2 separate regions of the Homo sapiens genome follow, and region 1 is linked to region 2. Evidence: read pairs that join two places in POLR2A ChIA-PET (ENCODE). Cell type or tissue: GM12878. All regions are shown on one strand. Each heading gives the region's core, and the rest is flanking DNA. Links, peaks and the distances in the headings are about the cores only.

Region 1 (4,394 bases), core at 118-4,117, 230 kb after region 2:
TGGCATACAGTAAGGGTGCAATAGACATTTGTTAAATAAATATACAGACTAACCAATTAGCATAATACAGATGACAAAGGTGTCTCTCTTCTGCCAGCTTCTGTGCCTGAAATGTTGATGATCTCCTCCCTATCTTCCTAACATCTCTCCTGTCCCCACCTGTCCATGCCCAGGGTTTGGCTGCTGTGACAGAAGTGTGAGAGCCTCCTGTCTCCCTTGGGATCCCAGTAAGAGCTTCCATGCCTCTCTCCCTGCTCACCTGGGCTCCCATCCCTGGGGACCTTCTGGAAACAGCTTCCAGGGCTCCCAGAGCTTACTTAGCCAGATTCTACATCTGGCTCCAGCTGTTATCCTAAGCTTGGCCTTGTTTTCTGATCTGACCACAGCTTCATCACTCCTACCTGACTGTGGGATTCTAGCCCCCAGTGGGGTGGGGGACCAAGGGTGACAATTACCTGGGACCTTGACTATTGAAAGGCTAATCAGGTTTGATTGGGAAAAAAGAGTTGCTAAAAAGGATTGTATTGGATAATTGGTGAGATTTGAACATGGATTTTATATTAGTATTGTGTTATTACATTTTCTGATATTAGTCATTCTTTTTTTTTTTTTTTTTTGACGGAGTTTGCTCTGTCACCAGGCTGGAGTGCAATAGTGTGATCTCGGCTCACTGCAACCTCTGCCACCCGGGTTCAAGCGATTCCCCTGCTTCGGCCTCCTGAGTAGCTGGGACTACAGGCGGGTGCCACCACACCCAGCTTGTTTTTGTACTTTTAGTAGAGACAGGGTTTCAACATGTTGGCCAGGATGGTCTCGATCTCTTGACCTCGTGATCTGCCCGCCTCAGCCTCCCAAAGTGCTGGGATTACAGGCATGAGTCACCGCTCCCGGCCGTTAGTCATTCTTATAGGTATGTAAGAAAATGTCCTTGAGGTATTTAGCAGGGAAGTTCATGATCTCTGCAGCTTACTCACAAATGGTTAAACAGAATGAGACTAAGAACAGACTAGTAAGAAAAGACTGAAGAATATAATTATTAGGCCAGGTGCAGTGACTCACACCTGTAAATCCCAACATTTTGGGAAGCTGAGATAGGAGGATCACTTGAGGCCAGGAGTTTGAGACCAGCCTGGGCAACATAGTGAGACCCCATCTCTACAAAAAAAAAAAAAAGTAAAAATTACGTGGGCACGGTGGTATACGCCTGTACTTCCAGCTTCTTGGGAGGCTGAAGTGGGATGATCAGAGGACCTCAGGAGTTTGAGGCTGCAGTGAGCTATGATTGCAGCACTGCACTCCAGCCAGGGAGACAGACTGAGGCCCGGTCTCTAAAAAAAAAGGAATCTATGTGAGTCTATATATTCGTGCAACTTTTCTATAGGATTGAAACTCTTTAAAATAAGCTTAATAATAAAAACAAAAGCTGGTGGGTGAGACCTTTCATGTACTCTCCAGGAGAGTTAAGCCCCCCAACATTCCTGTCCCCTTGTTTACTCTCAAGCACCCCCTCCCCCACCCAAGGACCAGGTCTTTGTTTACTGAGCATCTCAGCGATGAGCTCTCACCCCCTGATTTCATCAATTATAAATGTGCTCGCTACTCACCACACGGCAATTTGTGACGGACTGTGGTTTGTGGTGAGAGTAGCACCATCCAAGTTCACCGCAGCCGCGAGTAGAGATGAGGGTTGGGGCCAGACACAGGGCTGTGGGGGCGGCAAGGGCACGCAGGCAGCCCTGCCACCTTCCTGTTTGTCAGCCAAGTGAGGCTTCCGAGGGCAGCGGGCGAGCGGGTCACTACTCAGGGCCAGCTACTGCGGCCAGGCCAGGCTAGTCAGGTCTGTGCAGCCAGAACTAGAGGCTCCGCCAGGATGTGAGGTCTCCCAGCTCCTGGGAACTGAAGCAAACACTCTGACTACCCCTTCTTGAAGTGCCTTACGGTGTATACATTTGTTTAATCTGCACAACAAACCTAGGAGCAGTTATTGTTACTGTCCTCATTTTGCAGATGAGGAAACTGAGGCAAAGAGAAATTAAGTAACTCCTTCAAAGTCTGGTAAGTGACAGAACCAGATTTTACCCTCTTACTCATTGTCCATATTGCCGAGTAACTTACATTAATAGATACTATGCATGTTTATTTTATTTTTTATTTTTTTTTAGAGATGGGGTCTCATTCTTTTTTTTTTTTTTTTTTGAGACGGAGTCTCGCTCTGTCGCCCAGGCTGGAGTCCAGTGGGGCGTGATCTTGGCTCACTGCAAGCTCCGCCTCCCTGGTTCACTCCATTCTCCTGCCTCAGCCTCCCGAGTAGCTGGGACTACAGGCACCTGCCACCACGCCCGGCTAATTTTTTGTATATTTAGTAGAGTCGGGGTTTCACCGCGTTAGCCAGTATGGTCTCGATCTCCCGAACTCGTGATCCGCCCACCTCGGCCTCCCAAAGTGCTGGGATTACAGGCGTGAGCCACCGCGCCCGGTCCTCATTCTTTCACTCAGACTGGAGTGCCGTCGTGCAATCTCAGCTCACTGCAGCCTCAACTCGGGGCTCAAGCAATCCTGCCACCTCAGCCTCCCGAGTAGCTGGGACCACAGGCAGTGCCACCACACCCAACTAATTTTTGCATTTTTTGTAGAGACCGGCTTTTGCCATGTTGCCCAGGCTGGTCTCGAACTCCTGAGCTCAGACAATCCACTTGCCTCGGCCTCCAAAAGTGCTGGGATTACAGCACCACGCCCAGCCGATACTATGCATGTTTAACTGACACCTAATGATTAGGTAGCAACAATTTCTTGGCTGCCTTATTCACCTTCATGACCCCCAACATTGAAAATGTCTTTTCCCATGTGAAAGCATTTGTGGGCTCCTACTGCCAATCTATAAAGTAGAAATCCTTCTGTGGTACAAAGCCCTCTTTCTTATCTAATTTCCCATTTCCCGTTCCCCCTTCCCCCTTCTGCTAAGAGCTCTTCCCTACCCACATTGTAAGTAGGGCCGGGGAGCTAACTCCACCTTGCGTACTCCAAATCAACCACATGACCCAGGCCTGACCAATCAGGGCTCCAAATCCTCTAGCTATAGTGATTGGTTTAGGGAGGGACATGTGACCCGCCTGAGCCAATGAGGATCTGTTCTGGGACTCCTGTTTGAACTCTTGGGAAAATAAACTCCTTATGTTGGGTGGCTGAGGGGATGAATGTGAGCTGGGAGCTGCAAGCAGGCATCATGCTATTCCCTTCAGCTTTCAAGTAGTGTTTTCACTGCTGTTAACAATTCCAAATCTTAAGTGTTCCTTGCATCTTCCTCTCGCCAAAAATATTACAGTACTGGAGGGCTTACGTGGTGTCTCAAATGTCTGGAGTTTAAATCTGCCTTGCAGCTTCCATGGCCACAGTGAGTGTCTGAGTCCTGGCCGCTTTCTGCTGATCCCGGGGAGAGTTTAGCCTGCCTGCCCTTCCTCCCTGGTTCGTTCTCATGTACTCAGATCCCTGCCTCACTCTTCTCTCACACAGACAACAAAAGAGAGTCAGATTGTGGTCTTAAGTGCACAGGACTCTGAAGTTAGGACCAGAAGACCTTGGTTAGAGTCTAAACCTTGTCAGTTACCAAATATCATTAGGCACATTAGTTAATCTCTCTGAGGCTTATTTCCCCATCAGTAAAGTGGGTACTGCTGAAGATGTAGTCTTTAGAAGTGTTCTCTAGATTGTAAGCCCCGTGCTTCCTGGTTATTGACTAAACAGGGATAAAAATGAGTTTCTCCTCACCTGGGTGTCATTGAGTTTCTGGTCATTGTGAGATGGGTGATGAAGCCAAGGGCATCAAACATCCCAACAAGGCTGTTTTCTGCATCTCCAGGGCTATCCCAGCGTTAATCACATATGGACCTTTAATCAGAGTTTGCAGAATAAGTGAGAATTGTGTCAGAGTATGAATGTAGATATTATCTTGTTTTAGTCATTGTTACTCTAGGGGACCATTCTTACTACAGGAATATTGCACAAAACCCAGAAATGTATTGACTTTCTCCTAACCAAGGCCTAAAGAGCTGGTGTTAGACATAGGCCAAGGCCAGCCAGAGGCCCAAAGCCTGTTTCCCAGGGTAGGACTGCCCTGGCCTCCCCCTCTTTCTCCCCAGGCTCCACCCCAGAGAGCTGAAGACCAGGCTGGGTACGGCACTGCTGAGAAACTGAGGAAAATGCCACTGGCCTCCTCTCTCACTGCAGGCTGCCCACCCGGGAGGGGGAAAGCTTGTCACTAAATCAGGTTCAGTTTTGGTCACTGTCTTGGACTGGATATTCTAGCATCAGAACTGAGATGTTTCTTGTGACTTAAAGTAACTTCAGGACTCTATTCTACCTAGGATTGGGCAGAAAAGTTATGGGCCTGCGGGAGT
Region 2 (4,394 bases), core at 137-4,136:
TCACTGAGCATCCAAACCGCATGGAATGGAGGAAGGAGTTTACTGAGCATCTGCTCTGCCCTGGCACTGTGGCAACTGTTTTTTCATAGTTTTCTTTTCTGTAAAATGTAGTTGATACTATACCTGCTCTTTGTCCCTCCAGGATTGCCATAAGACTCAAAACAAGACAACATGGGAAAGTATATTGGGAGCAGCAAAGAATATAACCATGTAGAGGCCTGTTACCTTTGCCTTAATTCAGATTTTCCACATTCTCTTACTCTTTCAAGTATGTACAAGCTTGCCTGGGTGTGGCTTTGTGCGGCTGATTATTCACCATACCCCATCTAAGTTCGGTGTAGACACACAGCTGGGAGTGTAGTATTTCCTTCTGAACCCATGCCCCTAGATGCATGTGTCATCTTGAAATGTACAACACCAGTGAGGACACCAGCTTCCCACATTCTGTAGAAGATTGAGGCTAAAGTGGGTATGAGTCACGTGAAGTTGAAGGGCTGGGTTTGGTACCTTTGTGCTGTTGATTCCCATGTTGTCAGGGATAAGATCTGAGTGATTAGATGAAACTTGGTCTCCTGCAGCGAAAACAGCATGGGCTCAGGAGTCAGACTTACCCATCCAGGCCTCTTTGCTCTGCCAGTTACTAGTTATATAAAGATGGCTTGACTCAGCTTGGGCAAAAAGGAGAATGTAGTGGTAGGATCGTAGGGCATCTAGAATAAGGGATAACTGGAATGAGGACTAAAATGTCTCCAGGATACTTTCTCCTGGTTTTGTTTGTTCCCCTCCCCACATGTTGGCTTTATTCTTTCAGTCCAGCTTTTTCCCCAGAGAGGGGATCATGGCTTTTGGTATCTCTCGTATCTCATGGATCTAGCTTCACTATCAAAGAAGGCCTGGTTTCTTCCCTCAATTCCAGTTTCAAAAATCCTGGGACTGAGTGTGGTGGTTTTTCCTTGTGATTCCAGTGCTTTGGGAGACCGAGGTGGGAGGGTTGCTTGAGCCCAGGAGTCCAAGGCTGCAGTGAGCTGTGATCATGCCGCTGCACTCCAGCCTGGGTGACACAGTGAGTCCCTGTCTCAAAAACAAAACAAAACATAGGCCGGGCACGGTGGCTCACGCCTGCAATCCCAGCACTTTGGGAGGCCAAGGTGGGCAGATCACGAGGTCAGGAGATCGAGACCATCCTGGCTAACACAGTGAAACCCTGTCTCTACTAAAAATACAAAAAATTAACAGGGCGTGGTGGCAGGCGCCTGTAGTCCCAGCTACTCGGGAGGCTGAGGCAAGAGAATGGTGTGGACCCAGGAGGCGGAGCTTGCAGTGAGCTGAGATCGTGCCACTGCACTCCAGCCTGGGCGACAGAGCGAGACTCCATCTCAAAAACAACAACAACAACAAAACAAAAACAACAAAAAAAAGCAAAAACAAAAACAAAAACAAATCAAACTTATCTGAATAATATTATTACAGAACTGAAAAAAAAAAAACCCAAAAATACTACTGTAAGTATATAAGAACATAATTGAATGTGAAATTGTTCTGTTTTATGTAAATTATGTTTAAAGCTAATAAAGGGGAAATGTAGAAAATTATAAAGAATTTAAGAAATAAGGCCGGGCACAGTGGCTCACGCCTGTAATCCCAGCACTTTGGGAGGCCGAGGCGGGCGGATCACGAGGTCAGGAGATCAAGACCATCCTGGCTAACATGGTGAAACCCCATCTCTACTAAAAAAAATACAAAAACTTAGCTGGGCATGGTGGCAGGTGTCTGTAGTCCCAGCTACTTGGGAGGCTGAGGCAGGAGAATGGCGTGAACCCGGGAGGTGGAGATTGCAGTGAGCCGAGATTGGCCACTGCACTCCAGCCTGGGCGACAGAGCAAGACTTTGTCTCAAAAAAAAAAAAAAAAAGAGATAAATCAGGAATTTCAAGCTATCATAAACCAATACATTAAAATAGATATCATTATGTATGCAATTTATAATATATAAGAATATGTGCAATTAATCATTTTCTTTTATATTTATGGAAATAGCTGAATGACATCCAAAGAGCATATTTCTCTATGTTCCGGAGGAAGAAAGTTATCATAAGCAGAAATTATAATAGCTTTGAGCACTGTCTCTTAAGTGGCCAAGGTAACAGTTTCTTGATCACAAACCCAGCTGGCATTTACAGGTACTGTGAAAGACTAGATCAGGCCTTGGCAACTGAGGGCAATATGGCTCTTAGAAAGAACTGAAGGATATAGTTCAAGGCTTAAACCAGCTCTGCTCAAATTTGCCTCTCAAAAGCAACCAAAATTGAGGCCCCATCATTTGAGGTCTGGCCAAATGGCCTTGCTGCCTGTCTCTCCACCTCCCTGTATCTTCTTGTAGTTCCTATCTACTTTTAGGGTCGTGGTAATAATGGTCAAAGTATCTAGTCACATGCCTAAGTAGGTACTCAAAAAATACTGCTTTACTTTCTTTCTCCAATGGCTCCACACATCTTTTAAAAAAAAATCATGAGCACACAAACAAGGTTGGCTATAGACATTTCATTGTAAGAGCCAGCTACGTGGCTCAAATATTGGCTGTGTTACCCTCTGATTTGTTTAAAATTCACCCAGGGATCCCACAATTATTCTCAATTTGATCTGAGCAAGCACAATTGGAAATATATCTTAGTATTCTAAATGCCTTCCTGGCCCATAAGGAATCAGGCAGGCTACAGCATGTTTGGATAAAGATTCACATCTAACCCATGAACATATATAAAATGCTTATATCAGTTATCTTGTGTTACACAGACACAGCGACAAAATTATAGTGTATGGTATGCCAAAGGCTCAAAATAGCAGGATGGTTATTTAAATTGTAGTTTAGAATTCCTCAAATCACTACCTTTTCCTAAGAAGTCCATATCCTTATGACATTGTAAGCCCAATAAAGAAAGGAGGAAATATAGTGTCTATCATCTGAATGTGCAGACTCCATCATATGGCAGAACATTTGTAACTAGCCACGTGGCTTGGGGCAAACCACTTTATTTCTTCAATCTGAAAAACACTTGCTTTGCATACCTACCTCATACAAGGCTTTGAGATGGACTTCTGAGGGATGACTCAGACATGCCTTTAAAGAGAAGGGCCTACTGGGTATGGACTTTCAGTAGAGTTAAGTACAGAATCTGCAATAGTTCTAGAAGCAGAATGGGATATTCAGGAATGGGGATAAGCAAGTGGTCTGATTTGGTTGAAGGATATGGGGCATGCAGAGAGTGCAGGGGACTAAGGTTGTTGGGGGGCTATTTATTGGATGTAGAGGTCATAAGAGGGGAGGTATCACAGATTTGGAGCCTAGGTGACTTGGAAAATGGGTTGCCCTTTTTTAATTTAATTTTTTTTTTTTTTTTTGAGATGGAGTCTCGCTCTGTCGCGCAGGCTGGAGTGCAGTGACGCCATCTCGGTTCACTGCAACCTCCTCCTCCCGGATTCAAGTGATTCTCCTGCCTCAGCCTCCAGAGTAGCTGGGATTACAGGGACCCACCACCACACCTGGCTAATTTTTGTATTTTTAGTAAAGACGGGGTTTCACCATGTTGGCCAGATTGGTCTTGAACTCCTGATCTCAGGTGGTCCGCCCACCTCAGCCTTCCAAAGTGCTGAGATTACAGGCATGAGCCACCGCACCCAGCCAACTTTGGTTTTAAATGTACGTCCTAGGTTTTAAGATTCTAGTTGGACATTCAGCTGGAGAGTCCAGAAGGTAGCTGAAATGTGGGATTGGATCTTGGGAGTGTTTCGGTGGACATATAGATCTGAGAGCTGCTGAAAGTGAAAGTTGAACCTGATTGGGTCTACTTACTAGGATGTAGGTTCAGGTAATGCAGTCATGATACCCTATTAATGGTAGGCTTAAACCAGACAGAGGGTTTTTTTTTCTCTCTCTCTTTTTTTTTCTTCTTTTTTTTTTTTTTTGAGACGAAGTCTCACTCTGTCGCCCAGGCTGGAGTGCAGTGGCGCGATCTCTGCTCACTGCAACCTCTGCCTCCTGGGTTCAAGCAATTCTCTGCCTCAGCCTCCCGAGTAGCTGGGATTACAGGTGCTCACCACCACATCTGGCTAATTTTTGTGTTTTTAGTAGAGACGGGGTTTCACCATCTTGGCCAGGATGGTCTTGAACTCCTGACCTCGTGATCCACCCGCCTTGGGCTCCCAACGTGCTGGGATTACAGGTATGAGCCACCGCGCCTGGCCTTTTTTTTCTTTTTCACATAATTCAAGAGTAAGCAGTCTAGGGTTGGTGTGGTGGCTCTGGGACGTCAGCGACTCAGGTTTCTCCTATCTTTTTGCTCCACCAAGCCCAGGGTCATGCCTTTGCTCACATTGTCCAAGATGGCTTAACACTAC

The links. Peaks named below come from ENCODE experiments on the same cell type or tissue, not always from the same donor. Only the 100,000 strongest peaks of a DNase experiment are listed, where the experiment ranks them.
Region 1: POLR2A ChIA-PET joins it to region 2 with 7 read pairs; 2 of 35 experiments call an interaction of 5 or more read pairs at or near these places.

The regions. Positions count from the first base shown.
Region 1 is chr17:43,699,779-43,704,172 of GRCh38, forward strand. The region is part of intron 3 of LINC02594 (long intergenic non-protein coding RNA 2594); the gene reads left to right. Among named protein-coding and RNA genes, the nearest start is that of LINC02594, 37 kb to the left of the region's middle. RefSeq lists enhancers at 1,816-1,975, 2,093-2,962. In GM12878, for the core only: no CTCF peak of the experiment used is centred there; a DNase peak (open chromatin) is centred at 1,633.
Region 2 is chr17:43,468,913-43,473,306 of GRCh38, forward strand. No RefSeq gene overlaps it. Among named protein-coding and RNA genes, the nearest start is that of DHX8, 13 kb to the right of the region's middle. In GM12878, for the core only: no CTCF peak of the experiment used is centred there; no DNase peak of the experiment used is centred there.